Linked DNA regions of Homo sapiens: region 1 is linked to region 2. Evidence: read pairs that join two places in POLR2A ChIA-PET (ENCODE). Cell type or tissue: Panc1. All regions are shown on one strand. Links, peaks and the distances in the headings refer to the core of each region. The heading gives the core; the rest is flanking DNA. Region 1 overlaps LINC00448 (long intergenic non-protein coding RNA 448). Region 2 has its middle 140 kb from the start of LINC00448.

Region 1 (16,288 bases), core at 5,184-13,183, 48 kb before region 2:
TTTTTTCTTGCAATGTCATGACTTTTTTCTGCTTCTTGGGAGGACTTCCAGCATCACTAGTGGCTCTTCATATGAGTCCCATGGTGTTATTCAAAGTTTATGGTATTGCACTAAGCGCAATGAAAAATACATGAGCGCTGTGAGAGATCCCTTTTTGCTGCAATATATGATTACTAGAAAGACAAACTGCTCACATGAAGACAACTAGCATGTTGTCATGGCATTTCAGTAGATACTAGCAACACATGAGCACACCGCAATAGCAATAGGAGATGTCTATGAAATTACCACAGTACTGCCTTATCTAATAACATATGTGGTACATAATGTACCACAGTAGTACATTATGTAATATCAAACTGCTCACGTGTAGACAACTAGCATCACATGGCCTTTTTGGTAGATACTAGCAACACATGAGCACACTGCAGTAGAAACAGGAGGTAGCTATGAAATTATCACAGTAGTACGTTATGTAATACCATTAATTTTATGCCATTACAATTTCATACTTCATTTTTTTGTTTCTCTACATTTTTCTCAATTACAAATGCAGCCATGAATAGTGTGTATGTGAGTGCATAAGTTTTGATAAAGTTTAACATTTTATAATAAATTTCTGTATATTTTCTGCCAGTAAGTCATAAAATAAACTAGTATCTACATACATTTTATGCATTTATAACATGCCTTATTCTTATTTTTAAAATATTTTTAGGCAAACTCTCATCTGTGAGGTTTTCGAATTGTCAAAAATCTCCAAAAAATTTTCCCATATATTTATTTTAAAAATCCACACATAAGTGGACCTGCACAATTCAAAGCCATGTTTCTCAAGGTTCAATTGTGTTTAGCACTGTTGACAACGCTCTTGTTTAAACATATGTTGCTCAGAGTTGTGATGCACACTGCTCACCTGGATTCTTTCCCAACTGGCCACTTAATTTCAGTCATCTTTTGTAGGATTAGCTAATCCTTATTCAGAGTTCCTCATTGTTTAGTTTTAGGTCTTTACCTCTTTGTACTCCATGCACCGAAATAAACAACTCAGCTAATTCAGTTATTGAGAAAGAGTCATATGGCTCCAATTAAATGCAAAGTGTTGTGACTGTAGTCTTGCAAGGTGTTAAGGAAGAATAAAATATGGATATATTTATTAATTAGCCACAATAAATTATAGCAAATATACAAATTATATTAATAGGATGTTTAGAGTATAGCCCAAGGAGTTACAATTGGCTCAAACATGTCTGAAGTTTCTGAAGTCAATTATCTAATAGAAAATGAAATGGTTTAGCAGACTGAAAATTAACTAGCAACCAGTTGTCAGGTTTTTTGTTGTTGTTGTTATTTACTATATACTAACAAGAAGAATTACCTCTTTACGTGATAAGATATATAGAAAACTGCAGGAAGCAATTAAGTACATTTCTACTGACTAGATAAAAAGGAAAACCTAAGTTTGATTAGAACAAGTAATTGTGACCATTACATAAGATTTTTGCTGCAAGCTACTGGCCCTGGATTCTTTCAATGTATGAGGTTGATTTGGACGGGAACTAGAATACATTCATCAACAAACAGTGAAAAGCAAAAGAGAACCTATGTGAAGTCTCTTTCCACTATAGCATTATCATGTTTTAGGTAGTGGAAAATAAATTGGAAATTACAGAAACAAACAACTTTTGGATGTGTCTGGTTTTGTGATGAGGCGTTGAATATAAAAAATAAACAGCAGGCACAAAATAAAAAATAAAAAAAACAGGATTGCAATTAAAGTTATTGAGGAAAAGAAAATGATTTAAGCCTGAGACTCCATCTTTCGTCTTGTGACCCTGAATTTTCATTTTATAAGGAGGTTCATGAAGTACAAGAAATATACATCTACAAATCATACATTTTACTGATACAAATAATGTGTATGTAAAACATTTTTGTGAATTCCATGTATCTATTTTTCTGGAAAACGTGAGTTGATTTTGCTAAACTTTTATATCTGCAGCAATTATATTGTTGGAAGTGATAAGCAGATGTAGTTCTGACATTGTTTCTTAATGTTTTTATTTACATTAATGAATAAGGTGAAAATAAAACAGCAAAGACCTTTGTCAGAAATTCAGTCTTTTTTTTTTTGAGATGGAGTCTCCCTGTGTCGCCAGGCTGGAGTGCAGTGGCGCAACCTTGGCTCACTGCAACCTCGGCTCACTGCAACCTCCACTTCCCAGGTTCAAGCGATTCCCCTGCCTCAGCCTCCTGAGTAGCTGGAACTACAGGTGCGCACCACCATGCCCAGCTAATTTTTCTGTTTTTAGTATAGACGAGGTTTCACCATGTTGGCCAAGATGGTCTTGATCTCTTTAGCTCGTGATCCGCCTACCTCGGCCTCCCAAAGTGCTGGGATTGCAGGTGCAAGCCAACACGCCTAGCCAGAACTTCACTCTTTCTTCAATTATAGGACTGTATGTTCAACAATTTAGCATAAATCTTCACAAGCCTAAATATCTACTTTTTGTTTTATTTTGTTTACAAAGTGCTCTCATACTTGTTTTTAATCTTTTAATTTTTCTTTTAAAAATGTGAATTCTATATCAGTAAATATCTACCCCATTATGTTTCACTGTGTGTCTGGAATTGGTTCCTCACAGTGAGTGTTAAAGTTCTTAAAGATGGCGTGTCCAGAGTTTCTTCCTTCTGGTGGGTTGGTGTTCTCACTGACTTCAGGAATGAAGCTGCAGACCCTCGTGGTGTGTTACAGCTTGTAAAGGTACTGCTGACCCAAAGAGTGAGCAGCAACAAGATTTATTGTGAACAACAAAAAAACAATCCTTCCCCAGCATGGAAGGGAACCCAAGCAGGTTGCCTCTGCTGGCTGGGGGGCCAGCTTTAATTCCCTTATTTGGCCCCACCCACGTCCTGCTGATTGGTCCATTTTACAGAGCACCGATTGGTCCACTTTACAGAATGCGGATTGGTCCGTTTTTACAGAGTGCTGATTGGTGCATTTACAAAACTTTAGCTAGACACAGAGCACTGATTGGTGCATTTTTACAGAGTGCCGATTGGTGCATTTACAAACCTTTAGCTAGACACAGACCGCTGATTGGTGCGTTTTTACAGAGTGCTGATTGGTGCATTTATAAACCTTTAGAGAGACAGAAAAGTTCTCCAAGTCCCCACCCAACCCAGAAGCCCAGCCAGCTTTGCATCTCAATTGTTTAATAATATGCAGATTCATTATTCATCTTAATATTCCATTATTGATGGATATTGGGTTATTTCTGACCTTATCTCTATTTTTGATCAGAATATTTCTATCACTATAAAACTTATACATTAAAAATGAAATAAAGGGGCCGGGCGCGGTGGCTCATTCCTGTAATCCCAGCACTTTGGGAGGCCTAGGTGGGCGGATCACGAGGTCAGGAGATCGAGACCCTCCTGGCTAACACGGTAAAACCCCATCTCTACTAAAAATACAAATAATTAGCCAGGCATGGTGGCGTGTGCCTGTAGTCCCAGCTGCTCGGGAGGCTGAGGCAGGAGAATGGCATGAACCCCGGAGGCAGAGCTTGCAGTGAGCCGAGATCACACCACTGCACTCCAGGCTGGGTGGCAGAGTGAAACTCTGTCTCAAAAAAAAAAAAAAAAAAAAAAAAAAAATGAAATAAAGGACAAATGAAATAAACAAGATTAGTCATTATTATTAAATATTAATAAGTTGTCTCACTCCTGTGTAATAATATTGATTTTTCACACACTAGATAAATTTTGAAATGAAGTTTTAGTGCTTCTGTATACAACTTGGACTAATATGTATTATTTTGTCTCAGATAAATAGGCCTTGACTTAGTTCACAGAGAGTAGAAGAAACAGGAAGAGAGAAAAAGTAAAACGGAGAGAGAGAGAGATTCTACCCTATTTTTTATAAGCTGATCAAAATAGATAGTTTAAAAAATCATAGCTTTCATTTTCTTTTTTAAAAAGTATTGTGTACTAGAGCTAACATTTAGAAGACCAAGTTTTACCTGGCATGGCTGTTATTACCTTGATATCATAAGGAAACTATTTCACAGATTTTACAACGTAAGATTGTTTTTTATAACTATGCTTTATGCATCATTTGAAGTTAAATGATGCATCCTAGAAATTCTAACACAGGAAACTCTCTCTTCTGTTCAAATATGGCTTGACTGATGTCACCCTGCCTCAAGTGTATTACATAAAAAGCAGAATGCAAAGAGAACAGCTGTCAGGGTGAGAAGTCTGAACACATGTTTGAAAGTAGCCTGGTGCTGACAAAATGCATTTAGTCATGCTCAAGCTTCATGAAATTGAGTTTATTAGATGAGAATTTTAAATCATATGGCTAAGAAAATTCTTTGTATCTAAACAATAAATAAAACAAAGATATAAACCTATAAGAAGATGTTAAGATTTTAATAAATGAGTTCATTTTTTCTTTCAAACTTGCATGTTTTTCTTTTCTAAGAAGCTGAAAATAGGGGAACTCTGATAACTCATTTATTGTACTGCAGTCTGAAATAAAAAGAACAAAGACTTGTTTCTTCTTCTTTCCTACTAAACTTAACAACCTTATTTGTTTTCATGGGAACTCTGTGTGGCACCACAGAGATAATTGTACCATAGTCTGAGATAGGATGTTGCAATCTATAACCCCAAGTGACAACTAGAATTCAATTAGGGGAACAAAAACTGATTTTTTTTCTGTATTAGCATTTGATAGTTTCCTCAGTATTATCCAAGAAGTTTCCACCTTTTTACAGAATAATTAACTCCTAGTAAAATACCTGGAAACCAATAATAAAATATGTCAGCAGAAAATATAATTAACAATCACATACTTTAATACCAAGCCCAGAAAAATACACTACAAGAAAAACAACAGCAACAAAAGAAACTTATAGGCCAATACCCCTGGTGAATATAAATACAAAAGTCCTCAACAAAATACTAGCAAACCAAATTCAATGGCAAAGTAGAAGGATCATGACTAAGTGGAATTTATCCTTAAGATTCAGTGATGGTTCAAAATAGGTGAATCAATTATTGTGATACACTAAATTAACAGAATGGAGGATAGAATCACTTTATCATCTCAGTAGATGCAGAAAAGTTTTTAACAAAATCCAACGTCCTTTCATATTAAAATCACTCAACAAACTAAGTGTAGAAGGGATTTATCTCAACACAGTAAAATCCATGTAAGAAAAGCCCATAGTTAACATTACACTTAAGGATGAAAATCTGAATGCTTTTCCTCTAACATCAAGAACTCTTACCATTTCTATTCAACATAGTACTGGAATCCCTAACAAGGGCAATTAGCCAAGAAGAAATAAAAGACATCAAAATAGTCAAGGAAAAGCAAAATTACCTCTGTTAGCAAATGATATGATCTTCCACAGATAAAATTCTAAAAGCTTCACCAAAAAACCATTTGAAATAATAAACTTATTAAGTAAGATAGCAGAATACAAAATAAATATACAAAAATCAGTTGTGTTTCTAAACACTAACGATGAACTATCCAAAAAGGAAATTAAGAAAAATCCCCTTTATAATTGCCCCAAAATTAATGAAATACTTAGTAATAAACTTAAGCAAAGAGTTGAAACAATTGTATGCTAAAAAGCTACAAAGCATTTACTAAAGAAGATCCAGATAAATGGAAAGACATTTGTATTTATGGATTGGAAGACTTAAAATTTTTTAAATGTCCATACTACCCAAAGTGATCACAGATTCCAGCAATGTGTATCAAAACTTCAATGCCATTTTTTACAGAAAAGAAAAAAACACTTCTAAAATTTATATAAAACCATAAAAGACTCAGAAGAGCCAAAGCAATCTTAAGAAATAAGAACAAAGCTGGCGGCATCACACTTCCTGATTTAGAAATGTATTACAAAGCTACAATAATTAAAACAGTATTGTACTGGCAAAAAATATAGACATATAGAGCCCAGAAATAAATGCGCACATATACAGTAAACTGATTTTTGACAAAGATGTCAAGGATACACAATGAGGAAACTAGTGTCTTCACTAAATGGAGCTGAGGAAGCTGGATATACACATGTAAAAGAATGAAATTGAATGCATAACTTTTACCGTACACAAAATTAACTCAAAATTGATTAAATATTTAAATTTTGGACCTGAAAATATAAAGCTCCTAGGGAAAAAAAGGAGAAAAAAATTATGATCGGTTTTGGTAATGATTTATTGGATATTACACCAAAAGCACAAACAACTGAAGCAAAAGTAGACAGGTAGGTCTATAGGACACTAAACAGCTTCAGCACGCATACACACACACAGACACACACACACACACACACACACACACACAAAATCAACAGTGAAAAGGCAGCCTTCAGAATGGGAGAAAATATTTTCAAATTATGTATTTGATAAGTGGTTAATATCTACACTATATAAGGAACTTCTATTACACAAAAGTAAAACAAAAACAAAAATGATCTGAAAATAGCTAAATCGCTTAAATAGACACTTCTACAAAGAATAAATACAAACAGTCAACAGAGATAGGAAGAGATGTTTAACTAAGCATCTCTAATCATAAGAGAAATACAAATCAAAACCATCATATCACCTCTCATTGGTTAAAATGGCTATTACAAAAACTACCACCACAACAAAACAAAATATAACAAGTGTTATTAAGGATGTAGAGAAATTAGAATTCTTGTATACTGTGGGTACGAATGTGAAAATGGTATAACCACTGAAGAAATTAAAAACTATTTCAAAAGTAACTGTAGTAGTCATCAAACTATCATATGATCCAGCAATCCTATATCTGGGTATATATCCGAAAGAATTGAAATCCGAATCTCTAAGATGTATCTGCACTTCCATCTCATTGTATCATTGCTCACAATAGCTAAGATATGAAAACAATAAAAACCATCTATAGATGGATGAATGGATAAAGAAAATGTGGTATTTACATATATTGGATTAATATTGAGCCTCAATAGGAAAAAAATCCTGCCATATGCAACAAAAATGATGAACCTGGAGAAAATTATGCTAAGAAAAATGTGCCAGTCACTGAAGGATAAATACAGTATAATTCCACTTATTTAAGGTATCTAAAATAGACTCATAGAAACAGAAAGTAGAATAGTGGCTATCAGGAACTAGAGGGAGGGGAGAATGGGGAGTTACTGTTCAATGGGTATAAAAGTTTCAGTTACGTGAGATAAACATGTTCTAGAGATCTGCTGTTCAACATTGTGTCCGTAGTTAACAATATTGTATTGGGCATTTAAAATTTTGTTAAACGGGTCAACCCCATGCTAAGTTGTTCTTACCATGATCTTAAAAGTCACAACACATGATTACTATGCATAAGTATGTAGCTACTAAGCATATAGAATCTATAACATAAATATTAAGATAAATGCATTCTGCCAAGTAGTCATACAGAGATTTATTTGATAATTTATTTAAACTGTGGGGAATAAAGTTGATTGTATTTTTGCAAATTATGAATTTAACATTATCAGATGGTATTTTACATTTTGATTTCTCTAGAGATTAAACCTTACAAGTATGGGATGCTGCATTTTTTATTTTTCTGAAATATTTATTCATTCCATGTGTCCCATTAGAAGAATTGTTTATGCAATGTAAGTCTTGCTTCCCATTATACATTTTTCTTGTTGTAGGCATTCAAGTAATGTTCTTAAAACACCTTTAACAAAAGGTTCCTCATTAATTAAAATTAATGATCCAAGTCATAAAAGGCATTTCCCTTTCCCCATCAGGTCCCTGAGGTCTCACTGAGTGTTATTAGCAAACATTTCATTTTAATGGATGAAACTTCCAACTGGGTTACTTCCCACCTAGCAATTTTGTGGCTGACATATTTGGTGACATGGTTTGACATGTCACTGAGAATAATTTCCCCTATTAGTGTTTATATATTCTTAAGCAAACAAAAACAAAACAAACAAAAAGCTACCTTCCCTCTTCTCACTACGTCCCTTCCACTCTCATAAACAATAATCAGTGCAATATTACCAGGAGAACACTGAAAATTATTCCTCCTCATATTCAGTAAATTGTCCTTATTGTCTCCTTCACATCTGGGAGGTATTTTGCCATCTTACTTAGGGTAGTTCTCATGTAGGGCTTGGCAGCTTTCTCCTTTCCTGGGTTAAGGGTCTTCATTCCTGTGCCCTGAAGCACATTCAGAGCTCTCTTTTTCATTTTCTCAAAGAAGCTGAGGGAACTAGTATATTAAAAAAAAATTCCTGTCTTACATTTTGGAGTTTCTGAGGTATATATATATTACTTTGTAGCTTTTGCTAACATTCCACAAATCTAAAATAATTTATTAGGAATTTGTGATAGAAAAATGAAAAAGAAATATTAATCAAAGAGGGGAAAAGGAGAAAGAAAAGCAGAGAAGAGAAAAAGAAGGTGGAGGTGGAAAGAGAAAGTGTGGGATAAACAGAGAGAAAAAGAGACAGGAAACAGATGAACGAAAGGTGAGAGAAGAGTTGGGGGAAGAAAAGACACCTACTCACACTATACAGTATAATACTATGTTTAAATTTATAGATTTTAAAACCAGACTAGCTGTTCACATCCAATTTTCACTGCTTCATGACTAAAAAGACAGTGAGATATTTGTTCAACTTTCTCTTGCTTCATCTTTCTCATTTAAAAAATGAGAAATTGTATTTAAACTGAAAATTGTATTTAAACAGAAAAAATGAGGTACACTATTACTTTATGGTGAGCATTATTAAATATAGACGCACAAATGTGCACACTCCATGGGCTCCTGAGGAAGGAAATCCTTCAACTAGCTTTGAGCCACAAATACATCAGAAGGTTTTTGTTGATTGATTGTTGATGATTCATAGACACTGATTCATTTCAATTTACTCTGTTCCAGAAAACTGAATGACTATTCCATGCACCTGCACAACACACGATTAGACAGAGAAGTAGAAAAGATGAATCATTTGTCAGGGGATATTCAAAGCTTCTAATGCACATTTCTTTCATTCTACAACCTCCTACCTTCACTTATCTGATATGCCTTCATCTAAGAGTGATTCATTAGATCAGGAGTAGCATGTTCCATGATCATCTTATCGTTGTGTTTTGTTTGTTATACAATCATTTTTACAGAATGTTATTTAATGTGGTTGCCTATATGTTTGACTACCTTGTTTTAACATTTAATATATTGAGAGCGTATCTTAAACACTGGGACATAGAGACTAAATTTCAGTTTCAGAAATGTTCAGTTTTAGAAGTCATAGTACACTCCCCCAACACACACACACACATATATGTATACCTGTAAAGCCTTTATGTTAGCCAGTAGCTTCCATCATCCTAGAGATTTCGGTTATGATGCCCTGAATTTCCTCCTTGTCAATGCACATTGGCTTCTAATTCCCTCTTAAAAATATTGAGAAACTCCAAGATGATATATCCCTACATTTTCTCATCATTTGTAGGCTAGGCTTCATCTTTCTGTGTCCTTGCCCTTTAACTTAACAGCTCTGTCATGAAATTCAGAGAAAGACAAAAACTATATATTTTGATGTGTGCGTATTCAAAAATTTAAAAGTTTTACCCAAGAAATTTTAATTATTTATACTTTCATCAGGTTATTTCTGTTCGATCATGGAAAGATCCCTTAAATTAGAAAATATGTGTCTTAAATCAGTTGGCATTGTTTTTAATTCATTATTTCACACTTTTAAAACCCAAACAAAATAGCTTCTTAGGCAAATAAATCCAAATATTTTCAACGGCTGGACTTTAATTTTCTATGAGAGTTTATCTCATAGAAAAATTATACATGCATACACACACACACACACACACACACACACACGTCTTTCTCATTCTCATTTGAACGCTTAATGTTTACCTTAAAGCATTAAGTAGGCATTATCATACTTTCCACTGAAGAAATTCTTTGAAACTTGCTTAATGGTTTCACAGTCAAAGCAATTATCTCTATCACTGCCTAACTGGGCAGCTTGTTCTCCAGAGCAAAATTAATAGATATCATTTAATGGTCAGAGCTATTTCTAACCTTTCCATGACTCTAGGGCACTGAAACTGTTTGTTCAATCTACTGCACTTACATAAAAAGCTGCTGCTAACAGCTTGGATTTAGCATCAATTTTTGATAACAGAAGGTCTTTCACAGCAGGGTCAGCACACTCAGTGTGGTGCAGTACAATGGCAACAAGAGCTGTCAATATTATGAAAATGCAACTCAGGACACTGATGTTAAAAAATGTGCAGCCTAGGTTTCTTATGGATGTATACACTGTACCTTCATTCATGCTATCACATGTTTTTGAGCTGAAAAGAATATATTACAACATAAATGGAAAAAAAAATGAATGAATCATGAAAACTGTAATTCAAATATGTGAAGAGGAAATCCAAACCAATGAAATCAGAATACGTAAAACAAAATAGTTTGAAATTTAAGTTTTATGTATGTAAATATTTAAGTGTACTTGTTCCTAAAAGTAAACATTTCCATAAATAAAAATAATAATATATATACCTTCTTGACATTTTTTACATTATGGTGACTGTATATGCTAAAATATTTTAAGTCAAAAAATGTAATGGGATATTTCAGCTCAGAACACAATATGATAAAATAGATACAGTACTGGTGAAAAGACCAGCTGTACATTTTATTAGTGCCATGAGAGGATTTCAATAATATTAGCAATAATTTTTGCTACTGTGCTGCATACCAAGGGAGCTGACTCCTCTGAGAAAGATGATTATACTGAGTATTGTTTGAATAAATATAACTATGTTTAAAATATAAATTTTATTTCATTATTAAATAAATCAGTCAATACAAATATAATGTGAATCATTTTTAGATTATGATTTGTTCTAAAATGTTATTGTTCATGGAACAGGTTCTGTAATGCAGCAATATGTGTTAATCTCACATCTACTAATAATAAACAGGTTTTTAAAATATTAGAAAATGTCCTCTGGTCTGTATTCTGGTATTGAATAAATTATAATTATTAGTATCACCAGCTGTATAAAAAATTATAAAAATAATGTAGGCAATGTGTCATCTATAAAAGTACATTTAAATTTACTTTGGAGACAAAAACTTGGGATAGAAATTTATTTTCTAAGGTCTTAATTTTTCAAAAAAAGTGCTCTAAAAAAAGATGAATTAAAATATACCACTGCATAGCACAACAAAACTAGCTACATCCAATACTATCTGAATTCTAATGGAAGGCAGGAATTCAACATAAGCTTTTTAGAAAAGTTATTTAAAAGAGATTAAGTCTAGGAGGAACTAGGTGCAAATACCATAAACAAAAACTTGGCTTTTCTTGGTCTTTATAAATTGAATCCCAGTGTTGAACTCTAACTGTTTTCTCATATCTCTCTCTCCTTATTTTATTCAGCTTCTGTGGACTCTTCCGTTTGGTGACAACTAAGGCTTTAAAATTGCTGGTCTGCAGATGAAACTGCCAGAAGCAATTCTGTTAATGGATCTTTTAAAAGTGGCTTAGTAAAAAACAATATGTTTGTGAACGTTCTTTTGGGTTAACTAAACAAATTATCAACTAAACAATAACTAAATATTACAACAGAAATGTTAAAGCAAATAACAAAATATAACTCCCTTTTACAGAGTCATACCATTAATATTTGCATTTCTTTCTATTAAAAAATGTAAAAAATGTATATCCAATAACTACAAGAAGTATACACTGAACTTTTCCTTGATTCTCCTTGGTGTGAACTTCAAATGTCCTTTTCACTGTCTGAACAGTGTACTATCAGTAATGTTAGCTCTGAGAAGACTTTTAGAATCTTCAAAGACAACATCCTTTTATTTTTATGACAATCAAACGAGCTTATAAATTTTTCATCAGATGATAAAGTGTCAGGTAGCTTAATTGATTTACTGGTTTCTTAAAATAAATAATTGCTCAGAAATTATCATTTTTGCATCTTCACCATAGCCTTATAAATGTCATTTAGACAGTGGAAACAGAAAATCCATTAGTATATATTTAGTTGGCAGTTCTGAATGCTGTATAATATATTTTTAAATATCTATTTGATTGAATTAGGATTGCTTTGTCCTGGTATATTGGAATTACATCAAAGTTATGATGGATGGTGTGCTCTCACACCAAGTCACTTTTCATTGTAAAACCATAATGATTATAATCAAAATCAATTTCAAGGGCTCCAAGCCCTTTAGGATGACTACAGTGGCCAAAATAATAGAAAATTAAAATGATTTAAAATCCATCTTAGCCCTGTGTATCTTAAATATTATACTTTATCACATTATGTAAATTACATATATTTGCAACAGAGTCTAGTTTAACAGCCTCTTATGTCCTCATGCAAGTGATAAGGGTGACATACTATCTACTTTGTAATGAGTGCATAAAATGATAATTTTGTAGGCAAACATTCCCATCCTGCTGGCAGATGGTATAAAGGCTGTTCAAGAACCTTTTCAAAGCAAGCTGAAATAATCTGATAATGAATAAATAGCAGATGCTGTCATTATAAATTTTAGAATATACACACAAAATACATTCTAAGATAGATTCTATTGAAAGCACACTTTAGCCAAATTTGTTCTAGCATATTTATTTTTAGTGTAATCTTCTCACTACTTCACATGGATCACAACTATCAAATACTGCTATAATTATCTCAGATGGTATCCTCAAATGACCTCCTAACTATATTTATCTATTTTGATTATAATCATACAAAAACATGCAGTATTTTTCAATATATATGTTTTTTAATAAAAAATATATTGTGCACTAAAATATAGCTGCAATTCTGACTTTCAATTTAATTCACCCACTTTTTCTGAAAATAAAACTTTAAAGCCTTAAGTAAAGGGTTTATTAGTTTATTCTCATTTTTTAAATTATTAGATAGAAAGCCGACTTGCAAGAATTCTAGAAAGAATTTATCTTTATACTTTTATTCAGAGATGGACTAATTATTCCCATTGTGATAATGTGAATTTTGTCCTTTGGTTCAGTTTTGTTGCCATTTTTAGTTTGACCACTTGCTGTACGACTTTCTATTTTATTTTATTTTATTTTATTTTATTTTATTTTATTTGTTTATTTTGAGACAGGGTCTGGTTCTGTCACCCAGGCTGGATGGTGTGATCTCGGCTCACTACTACCTCTGCCTCCTGGGTTCAGGCGATCCTCCCACCTCAGTCCCCCAAGTGGCTGGGACCACAGGTACATGCCACCATATTGGCTAATTTTTTTGTAGAGACAGAGTTTCACTATGTTACAGCCCAGGCTGGTCTCAAACTCTAGAGCTCAAGCAATCTGCCTAATTTGGCCTCCCAAAGTGCTGGGATTACAGGTGTGAGTCATTAAGCCTGGCCTTTGATTTTCATCTCTTTTAATTCTGTAAAATAAAACTTATCACTTGGCTTTCTTCATTTTTAATTTACCTTGAACCTCAAAGTTGTTAACATGGTTCAAAATTTGGTGATAAATGTTGAGAACCCTTGGGTAGGGAGAATAATGTTCAGTATAGAACATGACAGTGAACAAACATTATAAACACTTTGCCCTGGGTTTGGCTGAAATGATTTTAACAGAGTTTCCTAATCAAATACTATCTGATAATCATATACTGTCTTTGAACAAGCAAAGAAATAACGTATTTTTTAAAACATTTGAAAGGCAGTTTTTCTCAACTAGTGTATAATTTGGATCGAGCTGTAATGATATACTTGGAGGAATTCACTCTTTCAGTTGAGATTTGTATGCTGTACTTCAAACTAAATTCCAAGCATTGCCATAAGTTTCAAATTTCAGTTCATTGTGTAAGGATTGGGAATATGGCAGAATTTAAAAAGTCTCATGAGTTTTTGTCAATTACATTATAAACAAAGCTCTACCTAAGAGAATCCTTTCTTTTGTACTGTGCCTGGAAATACAGAAGCTACTATGTAGTATTTACTATCCAAAGCTTCCTTTTTCAGCAAGAAAAGTTTCCTTCATTTCTTTCATGCTAATAGTTGTCTTTCTCACTTTCATTATGATGTTTAAAGAAAGATAAGTAAATAGTACTTATTTATTGAATACCTCCAGCATATTTTTAAAGGGTTTAGATGAAAAGCACATTGTATGTAAATATTCTATTTGTCACCTTGTCTGATGTAATTTACATTAAAAGTACTGCAGTATACATAGTGGGAAATACGTATATTATTTTTATCTATATTCCAGGCTCAGTTATTTGATTTGAATTATTTTGTGTATAAATATATGGTCCACTAGTTGTTAGCTTTTGAAATATAGCAGGGATAAACAGAACAAAGGTGATTACTTAATCAGTGTAAATATAATTATCCAAAACTTTCCATTAGCATTTGTTAAATAACATTGTGGAGCCTAGAAATAATTCTCTAATGAATGTGTTTGGTCTAGGAGAGATGTCCAAATTTCTACCAAAGCAATGCTGTTCTGTCCGCAGTAGGCAGTTTGTGTGGAGGTCCAGGGGCCCAGCCAGGTACTCTATTTCTAAATTCCTTTTCCCTTTGGTGTGGTCTTCTAATTTATTGTAATCAAAGGAAGGCTAAGAGAATTAACATGTACCTTTTTGTGTGTGTATGCCAGAGGTACATTTTAAGAAGGGCTTTCACATTCTACAACTTGTCTTTTTCCTCTTCTAATTTATGGGTTTACAAAGTAGGTCTATATTCTTCTTCTTTTCTCTTTTCCCTTCTGATTTGCAGGGGTAGATGATGAGATGATCCTTACAGGTTGAAAAAGCCATAGATTTAACAAGCATGGAGGCACTCCCTAACTCTATTGTGTAGGCCCATCATCCTTGCTTGAATGAGGCATACCAATCAAGCAAACCTAGCTGCCAAATACTTTCAGGATATCACGTGAGCGTGAGTATCCCAGGACATCTCTGTGTTCCACCTTCACAAATGTCTTCTGAATAACTCTGTCTATAAACTTCGGTAATCAGAATCAAGACATCACATTAGTTTATATTGTGGAGGAATGTGACTTTCCAGGGGCTTCTCCTAGTCCTAATTGCAGAGAATGTGACTTTATCGAGAGAATTTTACTCTTGTTGTTTTTCATTGCATACTCATAAGTGTTTAAACATACAAAACATAGTCCAAAGACTGGATTTTATTTAAATATTTTTCTGGTTACAAATTACTAAAAGAATGGATGTATAGCTTTTGTGTACATGTTAATAGAATAGGTTAATTATATATATCAAAATCATAAAACAATGTTTGAAGAGTTAATTTAGGTAAGTTCAAAGTAAAATTTTATAAATGTGGGCATGAACAAAAATACTGACTCACTATAACTTGAGGCTGAGAAAGAAGTGGCCATGCTACAACACTGAGTGATATTTAGTGTTTTTTTAAATTTCCATTAAAAGTATGTTAACAATTTCCCAAATTTTAAGTAAGTTGCTTAGATTGCAGTTTCCACAGTTGCAGAAATGTATTTGGAAGTGCTATAAATAAAAGTTTGGCTTAGAGATTTTTTATCTTCTTTTTGAAAATGTTTAAATTTGACCATTTAAGTGATAGTTTTTAAACTCCTTTTAGTGAATTTTGTTTGATAAACTCCCTTGAAAAACATACAAACAGAAAAATATATAGGACAAGTTTTAATAATATAGTGACATTCTATTTCCATTAGGATATTTTTACTCTGAGATAGAAAGGGAGGACAAATTAGAATGGTCTAATGATCTCAACTCCAATTCTCGAAATACCCTTCATTAATCTTTGATAAATTTATCCTAATAGGCTTACAAATAATAATTCACTCTGAGTTGCAGAGCAATCAGTTACTTATTCTTTAGATCTCTTTATATTCCTGCCTTCCCTCAGAAATTCACTGGTTGCTAAAAAAAAAAATAAAAATACCTTTTAGATTAACAAAAGATAGAAAGCAGAAGTAGCTTATTTGCAAGTAATCCATGTGTGTTGTTTACATTTAGATCATTTTTTTTTTTACTTTTCTCATTAGATAACCCTACACCTTTAATCTATGGAGTAATATAAAATTAAAATAGTTCAGAGTTTGCCCCAGCCTCGTATTAGAGCTTCAATGTTTTCATGTCTTTTAAAAAGGGTTAAATGTCAACATTAGGAATCATTTGCTTTAGCTCAATAATCCCAAGACGATAAAGGAGAAAGAGATAAGGGGGA
Region 2 (16,288 bases), core at 2,740-10,739:
AATAAAGACAGAAAATATGTAAATATAGATACATAGATGAATGGATAGATATAATAAATATTTTACTTCATTCAGTAATTCTTTGATCATCTATCCTTTCATTTACATGGCCTTTAATACTACATTAGGACTTTATTAACTAGTGTTTATGACTAATATAGTAGCTTCCTAGAGAGTTTACTTGAGTATGTCTCTATCTCCTTTTACCCTTTATATCAAAACCACAACAATATTCCAATAATAGCACCAAGAAAAAGGAATGTCTCCAGACCTCATGATTTGGTGCAGGTCAACCTCTCTACCCATGTTCTTCATTTTGTACTAACCACGATAGCCTTAATGTTCTCCTTTGATTGATTAGACTTTAGACAGGCTTCTGCCTGACTCTAGGCCCCTGTTCTCCCTTTTCTTAGAGCATTTACTTTAGAAAACTTAACATTTTAATTTTTTCTCTCTCCATTGAGATATAAATTTTCTTCCAGCCTAATGCTTGTTTTATAAACCCTGTTTTAAAACCTTGTTTTATAACCCTTTCTCAAAGACATAGGAGTCATCCCTTTGAAATGTAATTATCAAAGGCAGTCTCTGTCTCCCGGCCTCTGTGGGAGGGTAAGAGCCTAACTTCCCTAAGCACTAAGTAGCAAACACAGAGGGCCTAATCACATGGACCAATATCCCTTCTGATGTTCTCTTATGCTGTAGAACAACCCAGCTCTTAAAAAAAATATTTAAAATTCTCCTGCCTTTTCTTTAGGGGAGTTGAATTCCATTTTTCTCCTCTATTGCAATAGTCTTGATCTCTAGCATAACAGTCTTTAATAATAATCTTTAATAAAGTCTTCCTTGACTGTTTAACTCCAAGTGCATTATTTTCTTTGACAGCACTGTATCTTCCATTTCTCATTCCTCTTCATGTGTCCATCCTCAGTCTCTTTTTTGAGATTTGAATTATTCTTCAAGACCTGTATCAAATGCATTTCCTTTGAGTATAACCATCTAAATTGAAATTTCCTTGGAGTTGGAGGGTGAGACTCGCTATGTTTTGTTTTCAAATGCTTAGTTTCCAAAAATGTAAAATAAGATAAATAATTTTACCCTACATGAATTAACCATTCTCTTTTATAATACTCAATATTTTAATGAGAGATTGAAAGAGTGGAGAAAGCTGCCCTTTTTTTTGCCCACCAGTTAGAAGGGCATTTCTTCAGTTTCCAGTCTTCACATGTTCACTTGGAAAAGGGAAGAAAAACTCAGTTAGAACACTGTGAAATTTGTCTTGCTGAAACATTTTTAGTTACTTAAAAGACGAAGAAGACTATCATCTTCCCTCTCACCAGGCAACTTCCCTTCAAATGACTTTGCAATGTCACCGAATACAGAACTGTGCTGAGCAGGGAATAAAAACATTGAAGTCTGTGAAAAAGTGCTAAACAACTCCTTGACATTTTGTGTCTGGCACTGTAAGGAAGTTTACTTATGAGAAAAGTTTATTGTGATGCTCATCAGGCATTGAATGTTCTATTTTTTTCCAAACAAAAATGTATAATTCTGTGCAGCAGCATACATGTACATCTGAGTAGAAAGAAATAACACAGTGGGAAAGAAGGGCAAGAGCTAGAGAGGGGTTATTTGCTGTTTCTCTTTCATTTTGAGCTTTGACAAAAGAGAAGGATTAAATGGAAACAAAATAACATTATCACCAAAAATTTGAAAATGAAAGTTTGAAAGAGAACAGTAAGATCTTACTAAAAAGAGTTTCCTTGAGTCTTCTAATACTCAACATGCAATCTGTTTTCACATTGTCTGAATCTACCTAAAATATATCACAAATTGCCCACCATGTGCCACCATTACGACCCTACACCCTGGCACCACCCTCCCTCAATTGGACTCCTGCAATAATTTCAGAGGTGCCCCTCCTGCCTCTTCTCTTTTGTTCTTCTAAAAACTATTTGTTCCCTGGCAGTAAAAGTCACCTTGGTGAAACAATGTTATGTTTTCAGTAAAAGAGTAAGCCTGTCACTTTCTTGCTCAGAACCTTCAAATCAGTTCCCCAAAATCTCAAGCACATGACCATACTCTAAAAGGCACTATGTGATCTGTCACAAATCTGCTTCTCCAATATTATTGCCTTTCATTCTCTCTACCAGGCCAACTCAAATAAAACTGTACTTACTGCTATTCCTCCAAAGCAATTGCCTGGAATATCCCTTAGAGATCTCCATGTGATCCACTCCCATACCTCAGTTAAGACTCTGGTCAAATATCATTATTTTAGATTCTTCTAGAATCTCTTTCTTCTTCACAAGCCACCCTTTAACACATGACACTCCATTGTTGTTTTGGTAGCACAATTTCAACCTGAGATAATAATATAAAAACAATAAGAAGATGGCATCACTTTGTAGTCCCACACTCTAATGTCTGCTCCTGTTTATGCCAAGAATAAAAACCACAATATCTTGTGTGGAAAAAGAGGTCATACATGATAAGAACCCTTCCCATATCTATTAATTACTCATCACACACTATTCTATCTTCTCGCTCACTCCTTTCCAGCCATTCTGACATTCTTGCAGGCTTTGAGCATTAAAAAGCTGGAGCCTTATATTCATTCTCCATTGAATGGCTTATTTTTTCATTATATTCAGGTATAGCACCACTTCTGTATTAAAGCCTTCCTTGATACCAGTATTAAAATACCACTTCACAATACTTCCTATTGCCTAACCTTTCTTTTTTATGTTTCATGCATTTGTAACTGCTTTATATGTTAAACATCAAGTTTCTTTGCTGATTTCAATGGAATGAGAGCATAAACTTTGTTTCTCTGGGTTATCATTGTATTTTTGGCTTTTAGGAACAGTGCCTGCCACATAATAGACCCTCAGTAAATATACTGAATGAGTAAATTATATGTATGTTCAAAAGGCATTTTCTTTTAAATGCTACACATGAATGACTAACAGAAACACACCAAATTTCTTGAAATTGTGTCACTTTTGAAGAATCGCATATTTTTTTTATACTGAAAAGAAATTTGACTTGGCTCCTCCCTGGACAATTCAATTTACTGTGACATTTGATTAAGAACAATAGATAACATATAGCTTCAATGAAAAAATAATCTGTGGTATTTCATTTCTGAAATAACATTGTAAGGTGCTAGCATAAAGAAGGCAGAACAAATAGCAGAGATAAGATTCTTGACATTCAGGTTCTTTTGTTCTCTGTTGATAAATATAATATTTGATTATTCACTTATATCAATATCTCCAATCCACACCTCTTATCTAAGCTTTAACTTCTTAAAGTTCATATCCACTTGATTCTCTTTTAGTTATCTCAACATATACATATCAAAAAGGAACAAGTTATTTATCTTCCTATTTTCATCCTAACTACTCTCCTCGTTTTAATAATTTTTTTCTTCTGTGTTTTGTTTTGTTTTCCTATCTTAATGAAGGTCACTTACTATCATGTAGGGTGAAATTCCAGGAGGATGGGCAAAGAAAATTCACTCAAGAGGCCAGGCACGGTGGCTCACATCTGTAATTCCAGCACTTCGGGAGGTGGAGGCAGGCAGATCGCTTGAGGCCAGGTGTTTGAGACCAGTCTGGACAACAAGGCGACCCTGTCTCTACTAAAAATACAAAAAAAAAAAAAAAAAAAAAATAGCCAGGTATTATGGTGCGTGCTTGTAATCCCAGATACTTGGGAAGCTGAGGACTGAGAATCCCTTGAACATGGAAGGAATATGTTGCAGTGAGCTGAGATCACGCCACTGCACTCCAGCCTGGGTGACAGAGTGAGAGTATCTCAAAAAAAAAGAAAGAAAGAAAGAAAGAAAATTCACTCAAGAAAAAAACAATATTGGAAAACCATAAACAGGTGTTAGTAATTTCCATATAATATTAATGTTAATATTTTAATATTTTCATATATTTATTTTTTAATACTATGTTTATGTTTGAGGAGGATACATTTATCTGGGGAATAAAATCCATTGCTTTCATTATCTCGACAAAGAATTTCAAGATGTCCTAAAAGAAAAAGGCATTCTGTATGCTCTTAAATGCAGAAAGCTCTTAATTTTATATTTTATACTCGAAGTCTCACTTACCCTCTGACACACACTGTGTTTGCAGGTGTCTGTATAGTCAGTGAAATAAAGCAACAATCTTTCTATTTAAATATAACTACCTTTGCATTAAAAGTATAGATCTGATTTTGACACCTTCTAAAATCATTACAGTGGTACCCCAGTACCCTCAGGATAAGGTTCAATTTCAATTTTTATTCCAACGAGAACTTCATTCAATTTTTTTCCCTGATATTGTACATGACATTTCTATTTAGGTAAAGTCATTTTTTTTTTTTACTTTTTTCTTTCCTCTCAGAATGCCTCCACATTAAGTTAGAAGCTTCTTGCTAAATACATCCAGAACTATCCTGTATTTCTTTCAAAATATTTCTCACTTTATTGTAACTACTTATTGAAATTATTTGCTTTCTTTTGGAGTTGGATTTACCATGAAGAAAATAAATCTTAAGCCTGCATGTCTTTTTTTTAAGGAGGCTACTTTCCAGGGCCTGGTTATCGAGTACTGATAATTAAAGATCTTTTAAAATTACACATGAAATCTAAAATCACTTGAATTTTTGTAGCTGACATGTTAAATAATCATGATCAGAGATTTACTAAATTTTTCAACAATTCTAAAATATGTCTGATATTGCCAATGAGTTCAGAAGCCAAAAGAAACATCAGTAAACTATGATAAAGTACACTCTTCCTGAAGGAAAGACTGAATTGTATGTGCGCATTTTATTTTTTAGACATACTCTTTTAAGAATAAATTCACTGATTGCCAACCACAGCAGTCAAATTATCCTTGCAAAGTAACGATTACACTCAAAACACTTCTCTCCTCCAGGCACTGAGGAATAAATATTGGAGGAACAGTAATCATTCTACTTCATTATAAATTAGAAGACATAAGGCAAGGTTGTGAGTTATGGGTTTCCTGCTCCTCTGTGACCAAATCTCTAGTGGCTCCTCTGGAAATAAATATTATTTCTTCCTTAGGAGAACCATTCGGGGTGTTTGTTGTTACACAAGACTCAATATTGTGTACAAATGAAGCAGATTCACCTGGTATATTTGTTGTAATATAAATCCAACTTAATGTTCTGTTACTGGAGAGTGTGAGAGTAGATGATCAAAAATAATTCAACAGGAACTGCTAGGATTATAAATAATCCTATTTTGATCACAAGTTTAAATGAGACTGGCTCCAGAAACACTAAATAAAAGTAAAACCATCCTTCTTGACTTGTTACACATGAATATCGTAGATTACTAATTCCAGTTTGGATTAGTAGAAAGTAATTTGTTTTCTCAACAATTATCACCATTATCATAATTTTAAAGAGGCCTCTAATAACTGGGATCAGGATAAGATTTTTACCTGGGACTAAGGAGAAAGTAGCAAAAGTTAGGAAGTTAATAAGGAAAAATGAAGATATATAAATTACAAACTTTCCTGTCTTTTAATGAAGATAGACCATGTATTTCCCTCCTAAGTCAGCAGGTTTTTCAAGTCTAATCTCATATGTAGCTGCTTGTCAATAAATGTTTTATGAAATAGATGCCTAATACCTAATAAAAATACCTAAAAGAATGTGGGTATATGCTAATATTTATTCAAATCCCAGTTTTTACATCTAAAAAATGGACAATCTGAAACAGCTCATGCCCTATATTAATTCTATTACTAAAATTTTGTCAAGTACTCTATAATGTAGTATGTGTGCAATTTACAATATATCAAAGTAAATGAGTTGCAAAACATGTAGATTATAAATACACACATGTGATTTTTAAATTTTACACATACGTATGTGGTTCTATATCTACCTGGCAATTGCAAGTTTTATCTGGAAAATTTTCAAGTTTTTATAACGAAAATGTAAATCTGAAAAGTTTAAAAAAATCAATTTATTTTATACCAAAATTCTGGATACTTGAATGCATGGGATTTCAATATGATTTTTAAAGATTTTGTCAATAAGTTGAAATTGTATAAAGAGCAACTAAAATACTTTGACCTCTAAGCAAAATAAACAGAATAAAAAGTCAAGTAATCAGAAATCCATAGTATTTAAGAGGAATAATGTGCACTCAATAATTAAGTAATATGCATTTTTTCAAAGCTTTGTGATGTTCAAAATGAGTGAGAGCCTATAAAAAAAAAACCCGTGTGGAATAAGATGACAATATGTTTCCTTCAAAATAACCAGTTTGGAGCAAGTCAAATACATCCATTTCTTAAAGAAGTTTTAAAATCAAAATTTTTAACAACTGATAACTGGTGTCCAGAGTCACCCATTCCCCAAGAGGAATGATCTCTTCTTCCCATTAAATCACACCATATTATGTGACAAAGCATATGATGTGTTAGTGGCCACATGCTGACTGAGCAGCTGTACAAAATGAATTAATATCAAATTGTGAAAACATCTAGAACTGCAAACTTTTAGAACATTTAATGAAAATAGAAAGATGATTGTGTCGGTTATACAATTAATCAAATATAATAATAATTTTAGCATATTTATAATTAACATTTTGTATTTTGTATGTTGTGTTTGAATGATGAATTGTTTTTCATTATAAGCATATTGCATTATATATTTCTATTCCATGACCAGTAAGGTTTTTTAAAGTGTGTGAATGTATCAGATGGCAATATAAAGAAAAATGTAATGGAGAAACATAGTGTTAGCTGTGATTATTGACTTAATATGAGTTAAATAAGATCCAGGATTCAAAGACTGTCTTAAAAGGGAATCAACTGATATCAAGGGATATTCATGGTATTAATTATAAATATTTTAATATATATATCATTGATTTCTGTGATAGTTATCAATTTACTACCTCTCAGCTCCAAATTCACTCTGCAATATATTTTCTGTGATAACAGACGTATTTCCTCTAAATATTTCTTCTTTATATAGACTACAATTTAATCTTCCTCAGCAAAGGTCACTGGAGGGACATTGCAGGAGAAAGGAGTGCGCTTGCATTTCCAGAGTTGCACATTTTGGTCTGTGATATGGGCATCAGAACTGCCCCGAGTACACATCTAAAAGTATAATCTCTTGGCATCCTTGCAGCCCTGGCTCAGGCTGGTCATCATCTCACTGCAGCTATCTCACCACAGACCCTGTATGCTTCATGGCTTCTGCAGATTCGACGTTTCCTACGCTTACCTGCCCCAAGGCCCCAGAGCTTTATTTCCCATTTTTCTTGATGCTGCAGCCTTAGCAACACCGTGTATCTCCCAACATAAACACCATGCATTTGAGGCTTTCTGCCTTCACTGGCGCCCCTTCTCTGAATTCATCTGCCTAACCACTGGCTGTGGCTTACCAGTGGTATCCCTCCTGTTTTCTAGGTAATTTGTTGTTCCCGCTTGCCCCACAGTTGTGGATGAACTCTAGGCCAGGCAAACCAACAAAGTTTTCTCTTATATAGAATCCTGTAACTACACCTCTGTGGAGATCTAAGCCCGTTTTGGTAGTGGGCCCCCTTCTAAGTATGACTATCCCTGTGCAGTCTCCCTCAGCTCTAAGATACCATGTAAATATTTCTTATACCTTATAATTACTTTTAATTAAAAATAAGTGTATTATTATTAATTACGTGGTATCTTAGAGCCATGTTTATTTTTTATATTAAAATTGCCCTTTTTATGTCACTGCATGGCTTCTTGCCTGATTGTTTGGACTAATACAAAATTGGTATCAGGAGTGGACTTAAAAGACTAGTCCCTAAAAATGGAATTTGGTGTTGGTTTTGCCCTTGAGCTTAAGCACAGTGCTGAGCTCCTTGCCAATGGAAAATAAAATACTAGTAATCCCTGACATGCAGTGGAATCTTAATCAAGCTATCACTGTGACTGATTATGATGAAGTACCAACTGATCCATGTATCTTGGAAGCTCATGTGGCTGTTGTACGTGACTGTTTTGGTAACAATGATTATGTAAAGACCATGATATAAGATAGATTATTTTGGGGCAGGGTGCGGTGGTTCACGCCTGTAATCCCAGCACTTTGGGAGGCGGAGGCAGACGGATCACGAGGTCAGAGACCAAGACCATCCTGGCTAACACGGTGAAACCCCGTCTCCACTAAAAATACAAAAAATTAGCCGGGCGTGGAGGCGGGCGCCTGTAGTCCCAGCTACTCGGGAGGCTGAGGAAGGAGAATGGCGTGAACCTGGGAGGTGGAGCTTGCAGTGAGCCGAGATAGGGCCACTGCAGCCCAGCCTCAGTGACAGAGTGAGACTCCTTCTCAAAAAAAAAAAAAAAAAAAAAAAAAAAAGATTATTTTGAATGAAAGTAGCAGTAACTTATCGTGTTTTCTAAGAAGATACTCCTTTTGTTCTTGAAAACACAATGATAACTTCATTTGTGGAAGACGCCTTATAAGTAGATTCCCATTTTACTCAAAACCCACTACAATTTCCCTGTTGCTATTAGATCCATAGCTATTTCTCAAATATGAACATGATCTGGGGAAGTTGCTATATATTATAACTTAGGAGAAAATAACTTAAATATCAAGATAATTACGAGAATTCCCTAATATATTTTGACAGAAAACAGAATATGTATGGTGATGAAAATTAAGGGTGTTGGACCAAAGAGGAAAGGATGTAATAGTAGATAGGGCTGAATTAATTGATATGGGTGTGTTTACTAAACATTATAGATTTAATGTCATGTCCATTATTTTTCAAACTTTGCTTCTAAATTGTTCTCTTCCACCCTCATCTGAAACTCCAATTACACTAATGTTAGAACTTTCTCCTCTCCTACTTATTTCATATATTTTCTAACCATTTTACTTTCTGTGCTTTGGTTAGAATATTTTATATCAACTTTCTCCAGTTCTCTAATCTGTTCCCTTTTCCAATTTGCTATAAAATGTATTGACTGAGTTCCTAATTTCAATTTGTTTTTCTGAATCCCATATTTCTTATTTGATTTTTATTTTTCCTGTTTAGTTTTCTAGCATGACTCTCTACATCTTTTTTTTTTTTGACATGTGAGTCATTTTGTATTTAAAGTCAATTGCTGATAATTTCAATAACTTAGTTATCTTTTGGCCTATTTTCATCACTTTTCTTTTCCTTCTTAATCCTTGATATTTTAACATTGGACATTGACTATGAAACTTTTACAAGGCTCTAAATGATTTTTTTCTTCTTTTATCATCCTATTCTCTTGTAGACAGATACAGTTAGGGCATATTACATGAACTTGTTCAAGGCTGTGCTGTAATGTTGCAAACTTTTGTTTTGTTTTCTAAAGTTTATGTACATAGGATTTATTTTCATTTCTAGGATAAAGCCCTCCAAGGATCACGACTGAAGATGTGGATGACTCCAATTCTGTGTGTCATGGACTCAAATTTTTATCTCCTCCATATGGTGAGAGTGCCTCTTACACTGTCCTTGACTTGGGGGCAAACAATTAAATGAAAAGTTAACATCGCTGAGCCTCTCTTCTCACTGATATCTTAGCTACTAATTTTTTTTCACTTTCTTATCATTTCAGCCTCAGTCTGTCAAGCACAGTATGATTGTAAGAATAAAATCTGCCATCCTCTTTCATTTTTGGCAAATTTTTGGTTTATTGGCCTTTGTTCCATGTCATTAATTGGCAAATGTTCCAAGGGAAAAAAAGGTCCCAGTGATTGTTGGTTCAACTCTGTAGTTTATATTTTTCTGGGATCCTACCTTCAAGTTATGATTTCTTCGGAAGATTTTCTTTATATTTTTAATATTATTGTGTATTTTAGCAGATTTGCTTTTTTATTGCTGTTGTTCTGGTTTAGATTTTTCATCTTCCATAAGCTATCCTTCACAGATAAAGCCAGAAGTCTCCTGTCATGTTACTTACATACATTTACTGTCTAGACAGCAAATTAATTTAGAGTTAAGACAACGTCTACATTTTTACTTTTTTATCTGAACTATCTTGTCAGTCTATAATAGGATTTAATTATATGTGTTGGGGGGTAAACCTGGACTCAAGGAAATAAAATAGAACAGTGATCTAGTCAGAATGACGAGATAAAATGTTGGCGTTGTATGAGGTAGTGACATGGGGATGGGCAAAAGTGGTAATTAGAAACTTTTTAATTGTCTAGGTGTGCTGCTGAGTATGCTGCTCACAGGAATCATAAAAATTGTTTTCCATGGGTCTTAGTACCAGGAACATCTGTGCTTCTCCCGAATAACTGTAAGAAAAATTTCACAATATGGATGCTGAACTTCTCATAATTTATTGTATTTATTTCTGATTTGGCTATTTAAGAATTCACAAATAAATAATAGCTTAGCTTTAATTATTCAGTTGTGTATCTTAGAATGTAATTTACAATTACCTTTATTTTTGCTTTCTTGTTTTTTTATATATATAAATTATATAGCAAATATATCCCTTCTGTGGTATTAAATATATGTCTTGGTAGGTTGTTTTAAATCCTATTTTGGTAGAAGTGAAAGATAAACTAAAAAATACATACATAAATTTAAAATCCAACACAAATAGAATGAGGATCTCCTCCTGAATTACCTTTTTTATAAACCATGGGCATAATTTACATGAGATAGTTTCAGTAAGTCAGCAGTAAAAAAATCCAAATAAAATGGCCTGAAGGAATAAGAGTTTTATTGTCTCACATTAAAAGTAGCTCAGGGTCAGAAATGATATAGTTTTTTTTTGTTGTTTATTTGTTTGTGTTTATTTGTATTGTTCTTTTGCTGTTTCTACATCATCAGGGTTTCAGTGCAGCATTTCAGCAATTCCCTTGACTTGTTCCTTCTTTATTCATGATGGCCATACATCAATGATTGTATACTCACACAATGACATAAAAAAGATAGGAAGGACATTTCTCTTTTTAATACTAGGAACATAAACTTTCTCATGAGCCCATAAAAAAGATTTCCTTTTATGAGTCATTATTTAGAGGAGTCAGATTCTCATGCCTAAGCATACTACTGGCAAAGCAACTGTCATTTACTGATTAGCAGGATTGCTGGGGAAGGTACCTATGAAGCATAACATTGTGTAACACATTTTTTAAAATTAGGGTTCTAATACCAAGAAAAAAATGACAATTGAATAGAAAAAAATAGATGAATAGAAAAAAATGGTGTCTTCCAAACTCCTTTTTTTGAATTATGATACGATACATAATACAATATATTTTTAGGTTCAAAATGTAAAGTGTCAGTCACTCATTCATTAAACAAACAAACAAAAATCCCTGGGTATATAATTTGTTCCAGCTATAGTTCTTAAAAATAGAAATAGTGTAGTGAACAAAGAGTTAAATTCCTGGGATCATAGAGGTTACCAATCAGTAAAGACAGAATAAAAATGAAAAAGAAAAATTGGATCGGTAATATATAATTAGAAGCCTGGGTGCAGTGGCTCACACCTGAAATCCCAGCACTTTGAGAGGCCAAAGCAGGAGGATTACTTGAGCCCAAGGATTCAATACTAGCCTGGGCAAGTTAGCAAGACCTCATCTCTACCAAAAAATAAAATAGAAAAATTAGCCAGACGTGGTGGCATGCTCCTGTAGTCCCAGCTACTCAGGAGGCTGATGTGGGAGGACCTCTTGAGCCCAGGAGGTGGGATTGCAGTGAGCTAAGATGGCACCACTGCATTCCATCTTGGGAAACAGAGCAAGACTCTGTCTCAAAAAAAAATATATATATATATATATATTTTATATATATAATAATTATATATATAAAATATATATAAAATATATATTATATATAATTAGATGATGAGGTGATGATGAAGACTAAATAAAACCATAAATGTATGTATAAGATAAATATGTATATATAGGATAGCCAGAAAAGGCACACATAGAAGGAGACATTTATTGGACTCTTGGAAAAACTGAGTGGTCAAATGGAGCAGATGTTTTTCAGAAAAAAATAAAATAGGAAGAGAGAACAAGTGCAAAAATTTTGAAGTAGGACCATTCCTATACCCTTTGAGAAATACTGAGATCAGTATGACTGGAATGGAATAGCCAAGCAAAAAGAAGGAAAGGTCAGAAGGCTTTGTAGGCTATTATAAGAACTGGCTTTTAACCTAAATGTGATGAAAAGCCACTGGAGAGCTGAGTAGGGAAATGATACAATCTATCTGAAATCCTAGAAGAGAATCATTTTAGCTGCTATATTCAGAATAGATGAATGAAGGCAAGAATGAAAATAGAAGAATGGGTTAGAGAGCTATTTCAATAATGTAGGTGAGAGATGATGGTGTCTTGGACTCAGGTAGTTGCAGAGAAAGAGGTGGGATATGATCAGCAAATCAGAAGATTTTGCTGATGGATGGGATGTGCAGACATGGGTGCAGGTAGCATGATTTAAAAATTTTACAAATATTTGTGCCTAAGAGATTCAAAGAACTTATTTTTCCTCAGCCTTCGTATTACTCCCTTACTTTCAAATTATAGCTAAACTTTCTAAACTTTAACTTTTTCTCATATGGATGTGAACTATTCTTTTTCTGGGTTTTTAAAAAACATTGCTATTTCTCCACCATCTCATAATAATATTCTGAATTATATTATATTTATTTGTTATTTAGTCTACCCCTATTTATAAATAATCTACCTTGATTTTTAAAATCAGAGCTCGTGAAGAGAAGGAACAGTATCTATCTTTCACTCATGCAAATAATAGATTTTTCCTCAGGCAATATGCTAGGCATTGGAGGTATAGATATATATAAATCAACATAAACCTGCCTTCATGAAGCTTGTGCATTGTGTATAAATACCCCTTCTTTGTGTTCACTATGTATCTGTTGAATTTGAACGCAGTATACATTTTTAAAAATATATTTTTATTGTTATTTACCAATTTCAAAGAAAAAATGCTGACAAAAACATCTTCCTCCAGCATGATTAAAATAAAATCCCATACATGGAAGTATATTTCATGGGGAAGAATATACAACATTTCTATTTGATTTCCTGAAACTGATACAAATCATTTCAAACTGCTGAAATATGTCGCACCAACACTGGTAAATTATGGGCAGTGTTCGATGACCGATTGTCAAAGTGTAAAATAAGAGACAACAGTACTGTTCAAAGTCATCAGGCTCTGTTCCTTGGTATTTGAGTTCCAAGCTGACTATACTTGCAAAGGTTGTTTTTAGTTTGGAGGGAAAGTATGTTTTTTTAAATATACTTCCACAACCCATATTTGTGTTTAAGTGCATATTTCTGTTTAAGGATGTTTATTCCAGTTCATTTTCACTGCAATTTATGGAACTTATTTTGCCTAGATTAAAAGGAGAGGCAAAGGATGAAAATTTAATATTATCATATGAACATATGTTTTATACTTTCTGGGATATGGCTCAAGACTAAGACAATAAATTTCTAGCCCAGCTTTCTGGCTTCAAAGTATAGCTTTGCCACTTACTAATTATCTGACCCTGGTAAATCATTTAAGTGCTCAAGACCCAAATTTCCTCATCTATAAAATGTAGATAATAACAATTGTTTTTAAAAATATTTTTCTCTCATAGTCTGTGTTATGGGTTGAATTGTGTCCTCCAACAAGTTATGTTGGAGTCTCAGTTTTCAGTATCTGTGAATATGACTTTACTTAAAAATAAGCTTTGCAGATATAATCAATAAAGATGTGGTCATTAATGCAGGTTATAACTCATCATGACTGCTGTCCCTATAAAAACAGAAAACATCATGTGAAGACTGAGATGCACAGAGAGAATATCATGGGACAATGGAGGCAGGGACTGGACTCATGCAGCTGCAAGTCAAGGACTGCCAGAGACTGATGGTGATACTGTAACTAAGAGAAAGGTATGAGATAGATTCACTCCTAGAATCTTCGAGAGAAGACATCTCTGCTTATACCTTGATTTCAAATGTCCACCTTCCCAAACAGTGAGAAAATAATTTTCTATTGGTATAAGCCACACGGTTTGTGGCGATTTGTTATACAGTCCTGGAAAACTAAAATATGGTGGTTATAATTATTAAATTACCTAATAACTAAGTAATCAGAATCTAGCACATTTTAAGTATTTATGAGTTTGAGGATTTAATATTACTGAAAAATTCATTCAGATTAAATAGAATGTTCTCCTCTGGTCTCCATTGCCTATATCCCAACTGTATTAGTCTCCTAAGGCTACTATGACAAAATATCATAGACTGATGGCTTAAACAAGAGATATTATTTCTCACAGTTCCAGAGTCTAGGGAGTTCCAGATCAAGAAGCCTCACAATCTGGTTCCTGGTGAAAACAAAAAAGCATAAATAACTTGAAATATTCTATCACTTCACTGGTTTATATTAAGAAACATTAATTTGAAATATTCTGTGATAGATGATAAATATCACATTTTTAAAGTTTAATGCAAAATTCTAAACTAAAAATAAAGATTACTTTTAGTTTGAAAATGACAATACAGAAGATAGCTAATTTTTTAGTTTAGATCATTCTTTTTCAGCAAACTCCAACATGTTATCCATAGCCTAAAAGGCATGGTAATTAAAATTGTTGTTTCATTTCATATAACAGTAAATAATAAAAGTAGTCATTTACAAAAAATTTTAATTTTATGTAACATGTATAGTTATTTTCCCTAACCATCTCTTTCTGTTTCTCTTTTGCTGATATCCCTAGGAGGAAATAGTTATATTATTTTAATAGCTATAATAAATTGAACATCTTGACAAAAAGAATAAAAAGAAAGAGGGGGAAAGCAGGAGGAGAAGAAAAAGAAATAGACAAAGAAAATGAATTAAAAGTGGCTTTTACCAGAAGATATCAGGTGGTAAGGGCAAATCCTGGAAAACACTCATCATTCTTTCATTAAGTTTGAAAGATGGAGAATGGAAAATTATTAGTAGTAGCCTGCTGGCTAGCATGGAAAACTTCCAGGGCAGAAGGAATATCAAGTGCTTACTGTTAATTTATCAGTGGTGAGTGAGTTTCAGAAATATGTACAGAACGAGAGGTGACTTCTGTTAGAGACATACACAAGTACTAATAACAGCTGGAATTCAAAAATTACTGTATTGTACAAGGGAAAAAATTCTTCATTTATCCTTATATCTGTCTCAGCACCTAACACACAATAATCATCCAAAAATATGTTTAGAATAATAACCTTACAGAAATTGTATACCGACCTTCTGGCACCTCTAATCCAAAGCCAATCCCCTAAGATGTGGAGGAATTGAGTAGTTTGCTTTTGTATTATCCATACCAATAAATCAGTCTCAATCTTCTGTTTTCAAAGAGAGGTAAGTCTAAATTACAAAACAAACAAAAAATAAGTCAATGACTCCTATTTACCTTAGAACTAAAGTGTTTTAATAAGTTTGCATGAAAGAGAAACTTGAACATAGTTCAAATTAAAATAAGCAAAATAAATCTTTAATTGGGTTAATAATAATCGTTCAATAATTTTGGAGCATAGACTTTGCCTTGGACTCAATCAACGTAATGTATTTAACGGTCTTTATTAAATTTGTACCAAAACGGTTTTAATGTGAATTTATCTAATGTCAGGCCAACAACATAAATTATGTGAATTCTATGGACTTAAAAAGGTAAAGAGTTTTCTAGGCACATAAATCATAATTATCTTATAGAACACTAGATTAGGAGTCAGTGAACTATGGACCATTGACCAAATCCAACTCATGTTCTATTTATTATTTACATTTTTATTGGAACACAGTTACACTCATCCTTGTGTGTATGTCTATGACTGTTTTCATGCTATAGGGTTGCCATGCTGCATTAGAGACTGGCCCACAAAACATAAAAATATTTACTATCTGCCTCTTCAAAGAAAATGTTTACCAGAATGTGCACTACAATTTCAATACTGCTTGTTTTTATATTTAATACTAATTTATAACTAAGCAAGTAAAAAAGCTTCTTAGATTTTATAGTCAGTCGTCTAAAATTAGTTTAATAATGTCTCTCTACACTAAAAGACTATAAGTCTCTCTAATAATACTTCTTCATTCTTTATTAACGTAACCATCAGAATGAAAAAAATGTGTCATAAAGTCCCTTTTATAAAATAAGGAAGCTGGACAAAAAGTTATCAGTAGCAGCAGTTAAAATGATATGATTCTATAATTAAATATGAAATATTAAGTTAAGTGTTCATC

What was found. Peaks named below come from ENCODE experiments on the same cell type or tissue, not always from the same donor. Only the 100,000 strongest peaks of a DNase experiment are listed, where the experiment ranks them.
Region 1: POLR2A ChIA-PET joins it to region 2 with 10 read pairs; 3 of 35 experiments call an interaction of 5 or more read pairs at or near these places.

What each region holds. Positions count from the first base shown.
Region 1 is chr13:62,698,935-62,715,222 of GRCh38, reverse strand. LINC00448 (long intergenic non-protein coding RNA 448) reads left to right here. Exons shown (of 8, transcript NR_047029.1): 6 at 14,526-14,607. Among named protein-coding and RNA genes, the nearest start is that of LINC00448, 90 kb to the left of the region's middle. In Panc1, for the core only: no CTCF peak of the experiment used is centred there; a DNase peak (open chromatin) is centred at 8,940.
Region 2 is chr13:62,648,298-62,664,585 of GRCh38, reverse strand. No RefSeq gene overlaps it. Among named protein-coding and RNA genes, the nearest start is that of LINC00448, 140 kb to the left of the region's middle. In Panc1, for the core only: no CTCF peak of the experiment used is centred there; no DNase peak of the experiment used is centred there.